Regions from separate parts of the Homo sapiens genome. Here region 2 is linked to region 1. The links are chromatin loops, found by intact Hi-C in ENCODE. Cell type or tissue: Caco-2. All regions are shown on one strand. Links, peaks and the distances in the headings refer to the core of each region. The heading gives the core; the rest is flanking DNA.

Region 1 (8,481 bases), core at 2,888-6,887:
AGATTTGTGTACCTCTAGTTCATCTTTATTTTTTTCGAATCTAAATTAATATTTTCCCCCTTCTCTCTTTTTCTTTCTTTTCTAACTAGCATACATCCTAAGTCTTTTATATTGCACAATAATCCAGACCAAGACTATTTCTATGATTGGTCAAAATATTAAACAGTAGCATAAATATCTCATCGTAAGCCCTTATTAAGTTATTAGTAAACTAACCTCTTCTATGGGTGTAGAAGAGCTCTGTACTGACTCCCAGGCTCTGTGTTTGAGAAGGAGGCTACAGCAGATGAATTGACAATAACACAGGAAGCAGCAGGAGGGAGAGAGTGTGGTGGGTCTCCAGCTGCTTCTACACAACAGAACTTCTTTGGGTTACTTATCACTGACACCAAACTTCAGATTGGAATACAATAATGTTATTTACCTTCTATAACCCCCCTTCTCCCCTGCCCCCACACTCCTATACTTCAGTTTTTCCTTTTCCTTTTGTGAATCATTTTTCCCTTCACAATGCCATTGTTTATTTTAACCAAACTTCAGATATATGGTAACCTTCAGTGTGAATTGCTCTGTCCCCAATTCCTCCCACCCATCCTCCAAGGTGTTATGTTTTAATGTGTATGTGCTTGATTGCCATGGCTTTTGATAGATTTACTCTACATCACCTCTTCCCAGGGTCCCAAAGACCTGAAAGAGTTATATAGGTCAAATTGAAGTTGGGTAGAAAGTTGGGGAGAGGAGGAGAGGAGAAGGAGGATCTGAATATTTTTTAAATGATCATATTAAGTCCATTAAGATAAGTGCACTCCTAGACAAACATTATTCCTATCTGATGAATAACTTCCTCAAAGACTGGGTGTGTAGGTTAGAAAGGGTTCTGGGTTACTAATTAAGGTTAGAGTATAAAAAGCAGGATTAAATATGATTAAGAGCACATTTCTATGATTGAAACATTATTATTTTATGTTGAATGCATTTGTCACTGGCAAGAGTGTAGTCCAAAGGATGTTCAAATCTGTAATAAATGTTCATACATTTTGAGTGTTGTTCCACTATAGCATGCATCTAGAAATTCAAATGGACAGTTTCTTTTGTAGCTTATTTGAAGGCTATAAAGCTATTTGATTTATAAATCTCTTCCCTTTTGCATCCCCCTATACAGTGTGTGTGTGTGTGTGTGTGTGTGTGTGTGTGTGTGTGTGTGTGAAATTGTATTAAGATCTTTACTGAGATGGACTATGAAATTACTGATATTCAAAAAATCCACAAATATTAAATTAAATTTAGTCAATCTAAATAAGTTTTCAGCACAGTTTTAACTTTAGCTGGATTAAACTTTGTGATAATCCTGTATTGCATTCCTCTAAATAATTTTTCAGTTTTAAAATAATCAAAGCCAGTATGAGTGACTTTTAGAATTTGGCTGCTCCACATTAAAAAGAAAATTTGACCCTGTAGCCCTGTGAAATGATTTTTTGGGGAAGATAGACATGTCTTTCTATGCCATGATGCTTCCTGAAAAAGAATTAGACTTGATAAAATTTCTCCTTGCTCACAGCTACTACCACCTATTTCTTCTTGGGCTATGATTCTTTAGTTTTGTCTCCACGTATTGGGAGAGTTGAATAACTAATCGTAGTGTAAATGTAACAGGAGAACAAAAGTACACTAGATATTTTCAACCAAGAGATTCCAATAAAAGGAAACTGTTAAATAGATGTTGGAGAACTGAAAAGAAAACCTAAAAATGAACACTACAGTAATCATTGCAAGAACCTGCTGTCATCTCTAGAGCTGAGGAAGCAAAGACAACAATTTGAGGTTATCAGAACCCAGATGCTTGGAGCAGTGGTTCTGAAGAGCAGTATCTCTGAAAGACTGACATTGCCCAGCTTATTTGGGCACCTCTTAGGGAGATGAGACTCATTCTAGAAGTGTGACCATTCTGGAAATTTAGAAAAATAGCTGGGATCTTTCCCCTCTGCTGCTGCCAGTGAGAAAGAATTGCTAGGGCAATGCCAATAAAACCATCAACCTAAACAAAAAAGATTGAAGTCCCTCCTTCCACTTCCTGCCTTCCAGTATCTCTTAGTGCCCCCTATTGGCAGAACCTGACAAAGAACCAGCTGGCAAAACAGAAGTATAATTTGCAGAGTTCCATTATCTCAGATCAGAGATATGGAAGAGTGGATTTGTCACCAAGGAAGAACAGCCTAGTAACTGGCAGGTGTGGTAGACAAAATAATGATACCTCCAACAGTATCCACATCTGAATCTTTGAAACCTGTGAAAATGTTACCTTACATGGCAAAAGAGACTTTGCAGATTTAAATAAGTTAAGGCTCTTGAAATGGAGAGACTATTCTAAACTATTTGAATGGGCTCGATAGAATTATAAATGTCCTTATAAGAGGAAGGCAGGAAAGTCAGAGTCAGAGAAAGAGATGTGAGGTCAGAAGCGAAAAGAAGCAGGAGGGAGAGAGGGAAAGAAGGAAGGAGGGAAAATGAGAGGGAGATGTAAATGTGCCATTCCACTGGCTTTGGGGATGGAGGAAAGGGCATGAGCCAAGGCATGCACATGCAGGAAGCCTCTAGAAGCTGGAAAAGGCAGAGAAATAGATTTCCTTCTAGGGCCTTCAGAGGAAATGCAGTTCTGCCAATACCTTGGTTTTAGTCTCATAAGACCCGTTTTGAAATTCCGACCTCCTCCTTTTGTTATTTTAAGCCACTATTTTTGTGGTAAGTTTTTATAGAAGCATAGCACTGAATTATAACATTTTGAAGGTAGAGAAGTAAAGAACATCTTTGCCCCCAAAAAGGCCATTCTTAGGCATGGGCTTCTGCCATGTCTGATATGAGCAGACATATCACAAAAGAAAATATACGAATGGCCAACAAACACATGAAAATGTATTTATCATTCTTAGTCATCATAGAAATGAAAATTAAAGCCAAATGAGATATCAGTATATACCTACTAGAATGACAATAATTCAAAAGACGACAATATCAATTCTTTTTTTGTTGTTTGTTTTGAGGTGGAGTTCCGCTCTTGTTGCCCAGGCTGGAGTGGAGTGGTGCGATCTCAGCTCACTGCAACCTCCACCTTCTGGTTTCAAGTGATTCTCCTGCCTCAGCTTCCCCAGGAGCTGGGATTACAGGCACCCACCACTACGCCTGGATAATTTTTTGTATTTTTAGTAGAGACAGGGTTTCACCATGTTGGCCAGGCTGGTCTTGAACTCCTGACCTCATGATCTGCCACCTCGGGCTCCCAAAATGCTGGGATTATAGGTGTGAGCTACTGGGCCCGGCCCCCAACAGTATCAATTCTTAGCAAGAAAGTGGAATCATTGGAACTCTCATGAATTTCTGATATATGTGTAAAATGATACAACCTCTTTAAAACTCTTTGGTAGCTTCCAATAAAGTTAAACATACACTTTACCTATTACTCACTCCAGGGTATATATCTCAAAATAATTCAGTATATTACCACAAAGAGAATTATACAAGTATGTTTGTAACAACTTTACTTATAGTAGCTCCATTATGGGTCAAATTATAGCCTTCCAAAAAGATATGTTAAAATCCTAACCCTGGGTAACTCAGAATGTCACTTTATGTGGAAATAGGATCACTACAGAGGTCATCAAGTAGAAACGAGGTCATTAGGATAGACTTTAATCCAATATGACTGCTGTCCTAAAAGGGAAATATGTCCAAAGAAACACACAGAGTGAAGATGATGTGAAGACACGCAGGGAGAAAAGTCATATGACTGGAGTGATGATACACCTGCAAGCCAAAGAATGCCAAAGGTTGCTGGCAAACACCTGTCAACGAAGAGTCAAACTCTGTAAAATATTTGAAGAGATTTACTCTAAGCTAAATATGAATGACTATGGCCTGTGACACAGCCATCAGGAGATCCTAAGAGCGTGTGCCCAAAGTGGTTAGGGAAGAGCCGGGTTTTATACATTTTGGGGAGACATGAAACATCAACCAAATACATTTAAGATGTACTTTGGTTTGGTTCAAAAAGGCAAGACAACTTGAGGAGGTGGCTTTCAGGCTAAGGTAAATTTCAACATTTTTTGTTTGACAATTGGTTGAGTTTATATAAAGGCCTGAGATCAATAGAAAAGAAATGTTTGGGTTAGGATAAGGGATTGTGGAGGTCAAAGTTTTATTGTGCAGAGGAAGCCTTAACATAGTAGACTTCAGGGAAAATAGGTTATAAAATGTTTCTTATCAGACATAAAAGGGCACCTGGCTCTTAGCTGATTATCTCCTGGATCTGGAAAGTGAAAAAAAAAAAGAGAAAAGGGGATTCTCTACAGAATGTAGGTTTTTCCCACAAGAGACGACTTTGCAGGCCAATTTCAAGATAAGACAATAAAATATATTTGGGGTTGCTTATTTGTTGTGTGATGTTATGCCAAAGTCAGGTTCGAAAGTAGGACATGTTATACAGGGTTAAATAAAACTCCTCTGATGAGACTTTAGGGTTTGTAGGGCGTGCTCACCAAACCCCTTAAGAAGGAATTTGAGCAAGATAAGATTAAGAAAAAAAGGTCAGAGTTTAGTCTTCACACCAAAGCTAGAAGAGGACAGGAAGTATTCTCTCCTAGAGCCGATGGAGAGAGCATGGCCTTGCCAACACCTTGATTTCAGACTTCCAGTCCCTAGAACCATGAGATAATACATTTCTGTTGTTTTAAATCACTCTGACTTAACAATATGGATAACCCTCAAAAATTTTATGTTAGCAGAAAAAAACGCCAGAAGACACAAAAGAGCACATGCCATATTATCCCCTTTATATAAAGATAATAGTAAAAATGACCATATAACTCTTTTTCACATCCACACGTTTTGCAATTTTTTTTTAACCATCCATCAAGAGGTGGCCAATTGTCCACTTCTTCAATCTGGACTGGAATGTGACTTTTGTCAATAGAATGCAGTGGGAGTAATCGTGCCCCAGTTCTCAGACAAGATTCTTCACATACCCAACTCTGTCTCTGAACCATATCCAGGCACCATGTGAGCAGTCCCAAAATAGTCTGCTGACGTGTCAGAGGCACTCAAACCAGAGTGATTCCATCTTAAATAGGGGCTGGGTAAAATAAGACTGAGACCTGCTTGGCTGCATTCCCAGGAAGTTAGGCATTCTTAGTCACAGGATGAGATAGAGGTTGGCTCAAGATACAGGCCACAAAGACCTTGCTGATAAAACAGTTTGCGGTAAAGAAGCCAGCCAAAACCTACCAAAACCAAGATGGTGATGAAAGTGATCTCTGGTCGTCCTCACTGCTCATTATATGCTAACTATAATGCATTCACATGCTAAAAGACACTCCCACGAGTGTCATGACAGTTTACAAATGCCATAGCAATGTCAGGAAGTTACTTTATTTGGCCTAAAAAGGGAGGAACCCTCAGTTCTGGGAACTGCCCACTCCTTTCTGAGAAAACTCATGAATTATTCACCCCTTGTGATATGGTTTGACTGTGTCCCCACCCAAATCTCATCTTGAATTGAACCTCCCATAATTCCCATGTGTTGTGGGAGGGACCAGGTGGGAGATAATTGAATCATGAGGGCAGTTTACACCATACTGTTCTTATGGTAGTGAATACGTCTCATAAGATCTGATGGTTTTATAAATGGAAACTCCTTTTGCTTTGTTCCCATTATCTCTTGTCTGCTGCCATTCAAGACATGCCTTTCGCCTTTTGCAGTGATTGTGAGGCCTCCCCAGCCATAGGGAACTGTGAGTCCCTTAAATCTCTTTTTCTTTATAAATTACCCAGTCTCGGGTATGTCTTTATCAGCAGCATGAAAACAGACTAATACATCTTGTTTAGCATATAATCAAGAAGTAACTATAAGTATACTCAGTCGAGCAGACCATGCCACTGCTCTGCCTATGGAGTAGCCATTGTTTTGCTTCTTTACTTTCTTAATAAACTTGCTTTCACTTTACTCTGTAGACTCATCCTGAATTATTTCTTGCATGAGATCCAAGACCCTCTCTTGAGGTCTGGATCAGGACCTCTTTCCAATAATAGAAGGATGAGAAACCATATAAAGTAGAGATAAAATGTCATAACCAAGGCCATCCTGGAGCTGCAGACTTAGCAGTTAATCACAAATACTTGAGTGAGCCCAAAAGAAACAAGAACCACACAAACGAATTCAGACCAAATTGCTGATCCATTTATTTGTGAATTAAATAAGGAGTTGTTTTAAGTTATTGAGTTTTGAGGTTTGTATGTAGCAGCAATTAACTAATGAAGTAAAGAAACAAGCCAAGTAAAATCTGACAATAAACATCATAAAAGTGAATAGTTAAAGCAGTCTTGAGCAAAATAAAACAAAAGAACAAGAAAACAAAGCTAAATGCATTACACTATCTGATTTCAAAATATACTACAAAGCCATAGTAATCAAAACAGCATGATACTGGCTTAAAAACAGACATATAGACAAATGGAACATAATGTAAGGCCAGAAATAAATCCATGTTATGGGTAATTAATCTTTGATAAATATGCCAAGAACACACAATGGGGAAAGTCTCTTCAATGAATACTGATGTGAAAACTGGATATCTACCTGTAGAAGAATAAAATTGGACTTTTATCTCATATCTCACAAAAAATTAACTCAAAATGAATTAAAGACTTAAATGTAAGTCCTGAAACTTTAAAACTACTAGAAGAAAGTGTAAACCAAAAATAAAATTCAAAGGGCCCCCTGCAACCATCTGAATGGACTCCCTCCTCAACCAGTGCACTCTAAAATTTAACCTGAAAGACTGGTTCAGGCCATGATGGAAGCTGAGGTCAGACATGCCTTATTATGCCCCTCCAGCATTAGCATCAACAGAGACCTTAAGTCTGATAAGAAACATTTACAATATATTTTCTCTAAAGCCTGCTACCTGGAAGCTTCACCTGCATAATAAAACCTTGGTCTTCACATCCCCTTATCTTAACCCAGACATTCCTTTCTACTGGTAATAACTCAACCAATTGCCAGTCAGAATATGTTTAAATCTACCTATTACGTAGAAGTGCCCCCAAAGTTGTTTCACTCTTCCAGATTGAACTAATGTATTAGGTTGGTGCAAAAGTAATTGCAATTTTATCATTACTTTTGATTACTTAGGTTACTGCTAAGTCTGTTGAGATCCCACATATAAGAGACATAATGTGGTATGTCACATTATTTTACACAGAACAAGTAAAATTAATTTTAATTGCAAAAACCACAATTACTTTTGCATCAACACAATACATCTTACCTGTATTGATTGATGTATTATGTCTGCCTAAAATGTATAAAACCAAGCTGCATACAAACCACCTTGGGCACATGTCATCAGGGCATCTTTAAGCTGTGTCACAGGCACATCCTTAACCTTGGCAAAATAAACTTTCTAAATTGACTGAGACTTTCTCAGATATTTTAGGTTCACAAAAGCATAGGAGAAGAAGCTTTTTGAGATCAATCTGACCAGTAATTTTGTTTTCTATATGATCCAAAAAGCACAAACAAATAAAGCAAAAACATGAGAATGGGATTGCATCAAACTAAAAAACTTCTGTACAGCAAAGGAAACAACAATGTGAAGAGGCAAACTACAGAGTGGGAGAAAATAGTTGTAAGCCATGCATCTGACAGGCAATTAATATCCAAAATATGTTTAGAAAGTCAAACAACTCAATAGCAAGAAAACAAATAACCTGATTTTAAAAATGAGCAAAGGACCTGAATAGACATTTCTCAAAAGGAGAGATACATAAATGGCCAACAAGTATATGAAAGAATGCTCTACATCATTAATCATCAGATAAATGCAAATTGAAACACTAAGCTATCACCTCACACCTATTAGAAGAGCTATTTTCAAAAAGACAAAAGATAACTGTTGGCAAGGATATGGACAAAAGGAAACTCTTGCACATTGTTGGTGGGAGTGTAAATTAGTATAGCCTTTATGGAAACAGTATGAAGCTTCCTCAAAAAATTAAAAATAGAATTACCACATGATCCAGCAATTCCACTACTGGATGTATATCCAAAGAACATGAAATCAGTATGTTGAAGGGATAACTGCACTCCCATGTTCATTTCAGCATTATTCACAATAGCCAAGATATGGTGTTAACATAAGTCTCCACCAGTGGATGAACAGATAAAGAAAATATAGCATATACACAATGAAATAATATCCAGTTTTAAAAACAAAGAAAATATTGTCATTTGAAACAACATTAATAAACCTGGAGGACATTGTGTTAAGTGAAACAAGCCAGGCATAGAAAGAAAAATACCACATTATGTCACTTATATGTGGGATCTAAAAATGTCAAACTCATAGAAGAAAAGAACAGAATGATGGTCACCAGGAGATTGAGATTTGGGGAGAACTGAGGGGGTGTTGGTCAAAGGGCACAAAGTTTCAG
Region 2 (8,481 bases), core at 2,708-6,707, 120 kb before region 1:
ATGTGTTATTTTCCAAATATTTATAGATTTCTTAGGCAGCTTTTTGTTATTCTTTTAAATTTACTTCATTTTTGTCAGAGAACATGCTCTCAATAATTTTAATTCTTACAAATTTATTGATATTTATTTTATTTTATTTGGTAAATTTTTCATGTGTGCTTTAAAATAATTTTATTCTACTGTTATTGCACAAAGTACTATGTAAATGTTAATTAGGTTAACCTGGTTGATAATGTGCAAGTCTTCCATATCTCTATTAATTTTCTATCTGTTTTATTAATTATTGAGAAAGGAATTTTAAAATGTCTAACAAAATTGTGAATTTATTCTTTATTCTCTGTTCCATCACTTTTTGCTTTATATATTTTGAAGCTCTCTTATTGTTTATAAGTACTATAATTGTTGTGTCTTTTAATATGTTAATCTCTTTAATATGAAAAGTTTCTTTTTATCATTAGTAGTAGCCCTTGTCCTGGATATTAATATTTAATATCATATCATTTTTGTATTTTTACTTTTAACTTATTTGTGTTTAGATATAAAATGAGTTTCTTGTAGAAAACAACTTGTTGGCACTTAGTTTTATATCCAGTCTGACAATGTCTGCTTTTGAATTCAATTGTAATCCATTAACATCTAAGTATTCACTGCTATGGTTAGGTAAATACACCATTTATATTTACTTTGTCGCATCTGTCCTGCATTCCTGTTTTTCTCTTTTTCTTCCTTCTTTGGGTTAGTTGAATCATTCTCAGAATTCTATCTTATGCCAACCTTCGGCCTAGTAGCTAGACTCTCTACCTTTGGCTTTACTAAAAAGGTTTACTTTGTGGATATGATATAAAATGCATTTCTATAAGAATTTTCAATATCACTTTAGGGGTTCTTTTAAAACTAAAAACAAGATTAGAAAAGAGGAACTCTTTTTTTTTTTTTCTATTTAAAGGCTTTTAATTATTTGGAAATAATTGTAAGCATACAGAAAAGTACAAAATAACACTAAGAATACCCATATGCCATTTACCCAGATTGACTTATTTGTTGTTTTTTTTTTTTTTTATTATACTCTAAGTTTTAGGGTACATGTGCACATTGTGCAGGTTAGTTACATATGTATACATGTGCCATGCTGGTGCGCTGCACCCACTAATGTGTCATCTAGCATTAGGTATATCTCCCAATGCTATCCCTCCCCACTCCCCCGACCCCACCACAGTCCCCAGAGTGTGATATTCCCCTTCCTGTGTCCATGTGATCTCATTGTTCAATTCCCACCTATGAGTGAGAATATGCGGTGTTTGGTTTTTTGTTCTTGCGATAGTTTACTGAGAATGATGGTTTCCAATTTCATCCATGTCCCTACAAAGGATATGAACTCATCATTTTTTATGGCTGCATAGTATTCCATGGTGTATATGTGCCACATTTTCTTAATCCAGTCTATCATTGTTGGACATTTGGGTTGGTTCCAAGTCTTTGCTATTGTGAATAGTGCCGCAATAAACATACGTGTGCATGTGTCTTTATAGCAGCATGATTTATAGTCCTTTGGGTATAAATAGCTATTCTATAAGCCTAAATAAAACATCTTGATAATTTAACTTTTCTTTTTAAAAATCAAAGACAATATATGGTTGCTCAATAAAGAAAAGTGGTGCATAGAGTCAGGTATCAAAATGCATTAACTTCCAAGTTGGCTCTTCCAAGCAAATGACTCATATAAATTGGCCTTTAGATTAAAATACATTAAGCAATGGAGTGCACTGAAAGCATCATTGAAAGAATTTTTGGAAAAATAGGCTCAAATTTACAGTCAGTCAGTAACTCACTGTTTAATACTCGAGGATCATCAAACCTTCTAGCTCCAGTTTTCTAATTTGGTTAATTAAAATACCTTTCACACCTACTTTGCAGGACTCTTATAAGGAACAAGTGGAACCATGTGGAACCATGTTAATGAAAGTCCTATAAAAGTACTATAATACTTACAATTCCTTATTTTATTTTCTTATGGTATAACTCGGCACAAACATCTATTCACCTGAGAATTAAAAAAAAAATCACCTACACAAATGCACATTAGGATAGCTATGCAAGCACATAAGGAAGAAGGGCAAGGAAGGAAATGATTTAAGTTGCAGAATTTAGGTTTGTAAATATTAGTAAAAAATAAGAATATTTACTACCATCTGTCTAAGATTTTATAAATATGGAACAATAAAAACTGCTTCATCCTTTATTGCTTTGAGCAGTGTCTAAAGATTTATATTCTGCTATATTAATAAAACTTGTATATGATATATAGTAAGTATGAATCTTTCTCCATTTAATATCTTTCCAGTATTATTTATAGAAGTTTTTGGAATGAACTTCCGGTTGGTCTCTCAGTTTAGCCATAATCCCATTTCAAATTCTACAAAATTATAGGTTTAATAAACATCAAAGAAAATGTATCAAGTCAATTTCATCTGTGACCCTTCAGACCAAGAAGGCCCCAGTGTGCTGAGGTTTGACATGCTGTGAATGTTCAATTCCAGTATCCATATCCTGACCTTGGAATTCAGGCTTTGACTCAGTTAAGATAAGAACTGCTTCTCTCCTTGTTTTGGCAGAGCACTGAGCTTGCTTTTGACAACACTATGTGTTAGTACATCATGTTTTCTTGTCCTTGCCTGTTCTATTTCTGTTCTTTGGCTCAATGCTTTCTGGCAATAGGCTTTCTACATATATAATACCTCCATACCTTTTATGATAATAGGACCAACACTATGGTTGTTGGGAAGCAAACATACCTTCCACCTATGAACCAAAAAGAGGCTGCTGGATGAAGATATATAAGGGTAGCTTTGTTGTTTGAGGTCTTTTTCTAGGATAGAAGAAAGGCAAGTGGCAATATTTCTACTTCCCATGGGAAGAGATGGAATTCTGGAGTGAAGCTTACCCTTTTGTCTTGCCATATGAAAGTTTTTATCTTAGTCTCTTCTGTAACCAACATGTATTTCCTCCTTTGTACCAAAGCCTTTTACCCATAGTTGTCTTTCTCCTGAATTCACATTCATATCGTCTACCCCTCCTCCTATCAAGTAATAATTATTGTTGGATGTTATTACGAACACTTGTTATGTTCACTAAATTGTTTTTCTGTCTTTATATCTTGCTGTATACCTGCAGTCTCTCATGTACACACACTTGATTTTAAGCTAGATTATAAGCTTCCCTAAAAGAGAAAAAAGAACCTATGCCTTATAATTCCCTGTTCCCACTGCTGCATCTAGCTGTATTAATATAAAAATATTTGATTCAAGTCAATGGGTCCATTGTTCACATGAGATATGCTTCAAAAGTGAGAGAACTACATCCACTAATAACATTTTTTACCAATTAGGCAATCATTGGTCCAATTTTTTATTTGTTTGTTTTGTTTTGTTTTGTTTTGTTTACCATTTCCATTCAAATTCTCAGATTAGTCTACTTAATCTGCCTCTCTCTTCCCCAACTTTGGTTCCATCTTTAACCCACTGTAATAAGGTTATCACTGTTGCAACTCATATAAAACCCCAGCAAAATGCCATTGATGACTACTAAATAAAATTGACCGGTCACTGTCTTGACTTCATTCTTAAGTCTCAGCACAAAGCTTGGTAGACATAAGTTTATTCTATTAAATAAGCAAATACGTGAATCCTGCACAGCCTTTCTGGAACATTTGATACAGCTATGCTTCCTTCTCGAAATATTTTCCTCCTTTGGTTTTTGAGACATGGATCTTTCCTAGATTTTCTTCTCTTTCTGTGATTGTCCTTTACTGCCTCCTGTCCTTCCAACTCCCAAATGAAGGTTAACACCTTCATTTCCCTTCACCCAAAGCTGTATTGCAGACCTCAACTTGCTTCATACTTTTTCCTTGGGTGATATCATCCATTTCTTTAGTCTCTTTTGCCTTTATATAGATGCATCAAATATTGATACCATCTAATTTGACCTGCATTTTAGAGCCCCTGTGTGCCTATCTGACAACTAAATTTTATTGTTCCATGGTTACTATAAGCTTACATGTCCCAAACAGACTTTAGTATCTTCCCCTTTAAATCTGCTCCTTCTTGTTTGTCCACTGTTACATTTCCTTATCTCATCATCCTTCTATCTCATCCTTGGGTTAATCTTCAACTCTTGCTTGCCCTTCAAACCTTACACTCAATCAGTCTTGAAGTTGTACTGTGTCATGGTAAATACTGTGTAGAGGCATAAATCCTCTCTCTCCAAATCCTCTCTCAGATCTGTTTTGTTCTCTTCCATTCCATTGACAGTGGTCTGGCTTCCTGTGGGGGCCACTGAAATAGCTTTCAGGTACTGCTTTGATTCAATCCTCTGTAGCTTTCCCTTCATCTCAGCTGCGATCATTCAACCCTCCTCTATGGTCATTACCCTGCCTCAGCCTCTAGAATGGATTTAATCTTAGGTAAAAGATATATAATTATTTTCCAGCCCAATACATTGGCATTTGTTAAAAAGTTCCTTTTGCTTTTTGTCTCATTTTCATTAACAAGACTTTTGACTTGGTAATGTATTTAGCATTCAACTCGCCTAAAGGAACTATTTGCTTTTATAGCCCTCTACCACCCTGTCACTAAATGCTAGACTGGTAGCTGGAGCCTGGTCATCTGCTGAGTCTGCCTGCCTGCCAGTATTTTTTTCATACCACTGTCTTAAGAGTTCTAAGCTAGCACCATTCCCTGTTGCCTTATATCAAATCCCTAAGCATGGCCCTTTGTGTGGACTCTGGCCTTGAGAGGTTTCAAATCTGGCTGATGTTATGTGGGACTATTGACTTCAGTACATGGTCCTCTATGTAACTGGATAGGCAGTGGTTCATTCCTGATAGTACTTAGAAAAAATGAAATCTACTCTTGGTATGTAACTGAGGAGATAAAATACACAGATTATGAAAATAATATTAAATCTCAAAATACTTCTACTTGATTTGGAAGATAGTTCAAATTGTGAATACATGATGATCAACATGACAAGAAAAAAAAATTTCAAAATTTACTCATTTGATTCTTACCTGACAGCTAACAATTAATCTTAATTTTTGCTTACTGTGTTGATTAAACTTATCAGTTATTTGGACTTTTGGAGACAAAGACCAGCCATTGAGCAGAAAGGATCACTTCTTTTTCCTGGCACATAATTTTGCCTCAATCTTCCAGCTCGTGATTGAGTCTTTATGAACAATCCAAGAGATTTTATGTCATTAAAGACAACACACAATATGTATCACAATCTACAAGACTTCTAGAATTGAACAGATCATTGAAAACCACAGACCTGTAACTTAATATGTGTATTTCACTTGACATAATAAATGAATAGGAAATACATTTTTTAATATTAAACCCAAAATAGCTCACGGAACACTAAGTTTAATCCTTTTCTAAAGAAAGCATCAAGATAGTCATGCTGTGATTTCTCTTTGGGCAAATCTGTATCTTTCATATTGTGTAAAGCCTCCTCCTCAGTACATCTTACAGTGAGCTCATGTAAAGAAAGTTGGTTTCCTTATTTAAGTCTTTTGATCCAATATTCAAGATGCTAAATTTGAGAAGTCCTATTTTACTGATGACTCTGAGGAGTAGAGAAGTTCAGTATTCATCACAATTTTAATCAACTTGCTGGGTCATTTCTTTAAACCAGTAGATGAGCTGACAACGAATCATTTAACAGCATCAATATTCAGATTATTCAGATCAAGAGGCAGAAAAAAAGAGCTTGCTCCCATTGCCATCCATGGTGAAACTATTAAGTCTCTTTCTCATATGAATTTATTTTTAAAGATTATCAGCAGGGCTTCCAGAAAAAGAATTATAAGAGACCCAGGTATTACCAATGCTGCTCTTTCAAGGCCCACACTTTGAATGTGAGGTATTAAGGTAATACAGACATCTTCTTGCTCATCAACTACTCATTACATTGCCTTCTTTCCTGAGCCCTGAGTTTCCTGTGCTTCCACTCTCAGTCTCTTTTCTGACACATACACACATATGCATATACACAAACACACATACATGTTGACACACATACTTCTGCTTATCTGATCTGAGTTGTGATTATATGAGGACATTCTAAGTTTTGGGAGATGTCACAACACCTGTGTTGTTGGTTGAATACTTTCCTGTCACATATAAAAAAATCTGAACTAAACTTTTTTTTAAAACAAAAAGGTTGACAGAACATTTATTAATAAGTTTTGTGATTAATTTTATTTTAATAAACTGTCTGAGGTTATTTAGTTATTAATACTCATAAGAAGAACTCTGGAAGTCAATCCGCACATCTTTATTAAGAAGTCAAACACAAGTCTGTGGCCATAAGAATACGGTGTCGCATAAGTAAGCCTAATTCCTCTTACCCTTGAGGCCACCAAGCTGCATTTTCAAATGTATATATTTCTACATTTGTAACGATCACCCTTCCAAATGTAGTGAGTCAGGGAGAAGGATGAATCAAGGATGACTAAATAATAAGAAAGATGGGGGAGGAAAGTGTCCATAACAGAGATGTGGCAAAGATGAGGAAGAAAAAGAGCAGATTTTATTAACACTATTGCCTTGGCTATTTTAGCAGAACACAGAGAAGAATCCAAAAAGGACATGTCTGTTGGCAAACAACTTGGGAGAGAACCAGAAGTGAACCCAGTTGCTTGTGTCATTATTTTGCCTTAGCCTCCAAGAGCCTGAACAGCCCAAGGAGGACAAGACAGTCTTGACCTAAGGGAAAGATATGCTTTATTTACAAGAAAACATTAAAAAATCTGTTTTGTACAGGAAACTGTCTAGTTCTTTTCCTATTCACTGCCCCCAAAGATGACCTATGAAGCTGGAGAAACTGGATTATCGGGAGCCTTGAGCAGCCTTAAGCCCAGGGTGCTAAGGTCACAAAATGGATCACTCTCCCTTTGCTGGCTGGGCTCCAGCCACAGCAGGCTTTTTTGAGCTTATCAAATATACTAAGCTCATTTCAGCTTAGCCCCTGCACTTGGTAATCCCACTGCCTGCGATACTCTGCCCCTCATTGTGTGCATGGCTAGCACCTTTTCATTCAAGTCTCAGTTTAAATGTCATCTTCTTAAATAAACCTCGTATCTAAAGTATCTAACTCATCCAACCCTCCCCTGCTGCCTGTTAGTCTGTATCACATGATCTAGTGATATTTTCTTCATAGAGTTTATCACTAGCTTCAAGTTTCATTTTATTTAGTTGCATATTTGCTTGTTGTCTATCTCTCCCCACTAGCATTTAAATTCCATGAGAATTAGTATAGAATCTGTCTTGTTCGCTATTGTGCCCTCAACAAAAGGCACTGCCACTAGTACATGAAAGATGTTCCCTAAATATTTGTTGCATGAAATAATATATTTTCATTTCACTAAACCTCAACATCCTCATCTATAAATAGGACTGATATCACTACTTATAAAGATTATAAAATAAGTGATAAGCAGTAAACACAAATTATGCAGACAATATTCAAGAAGTATTAACTTTTATTATCACCATGAATTACAATTTCTACATTATTAACACTGAGAACTAAGTGCCTGGCACAGAGTAGGTTTTCACCAAATGAATGAATGAATGAAAGAATTAATAAGAATTATACTGAGAGATTACAAACAACATGGTTGTCATAAGCTCTCAGAACTAACTCAAAGAAAATACTGCCACAGCCTCTGGGGTACTTTAGATAGATTAATGTCTTCTAAAGCCCCCCTCCTTTTATTTATCTTTTTTTTTTTTTTTTGAGACGGAGTCTCACTCTGTTGCCCAGGCTGGAGTACAGTGGCGTGATCTCGGCTCACTGCAGCCTCCGCCTCCTGGGTTCAAGCAATTCTCCTGCCTCAGCCTCCTGAGTAGCTGGGACTACAGGCGTGCGCCCCCACGCCTGGCTAATTTTTTTTTTGTATTTTTAGTAGAGATGGGGTTTCACCATGTTGGCCGGTATGGTCTTGATCTCCTGACCTCGTGATCTGCCCACTTCAACCTCCCAAAGTGCTGGGATTACAGGTGTGAGCCGCTGTGCCCGTCCCCCGCCCCCCAGCTCCTTTTATGATTCCCTGGACCGTGAATTTCCTGTACCGGATGTCGCAATGCCAAGCCCTGCCAATTCTGGAAGGCTCTGCTCCTTACACATGTGCCGTTTCAGATTCTTACTATTACTGTATGTTCTGATATCCAGGCTCAGCACTGACAGCTGTCCTTCTACCCAGGCCATCTGAAGGAGGCTCAAGTGTAGGGCACCTCACTTTATGGCCACCTTTTTTCCCAGCAGTTTTATCCTTGTGACAAGGACCTAAAACTGAGCATCAACAGCAGCGGTTGAAAGAGAAGCAAACAAAAGTCAGTGCCATATAGAGGTAACGTGCAGCATAAGAAAAGAAAGTTGGGAAAGGAAATGTGGTTGCCACACAGTCAGCCACATCTT

The links. A loop is a pair of places that touch in the nucleus more often than their neighbours do. Peaks named below come from ENCODE experiments on the same cell type or tissue, not always from the same donor. Only the 100,000 strongest peaks of a DNase experiment are listed, where the experiment ranks them.
Region 2: it touches region 1 in a loop (8-fold over the local background); 3 of 110 quality-filtered maps call a loop at or near these places.

The regions. Positions count from the first base shown.
Region 1 is chr5:41,522,268-41,530,748 of GRCh38, forward strand. No RefSeq gene overlaps it. Among named protein-coding and RNA genes, the nearest start is that of PLCXD3, 16 kb to the left of the region's middle. In Caco-2, for the core only: no CTCF peak of the experiment used is centred there; DNase peaks (open chromatin) are centred at 3,864, 4,584 and 5,084.
Region 2 is chr5:41,402,358-41,410,838 of GRCh38, forward strand. The region is part of intron 1 of PLCXD3 (phosphatidylinositol specific phospholipase C X domain containing 3); the gene reads right to left. It overlaps LOC105374740 (a long non-coding RNA gene), which reads left to right. Exons shown (of 2, transcript XR_925950.3): 2 at 6,622-6,828. Among named protein-coding and RNA genes, the nearest start is that of PLCXD3, 100 kb to the right of the region's middle. In Caco-2, for the core only: no CTCF peak of the experiment used is centred there; a DNase peak (open chromatin) is centred at 4,324.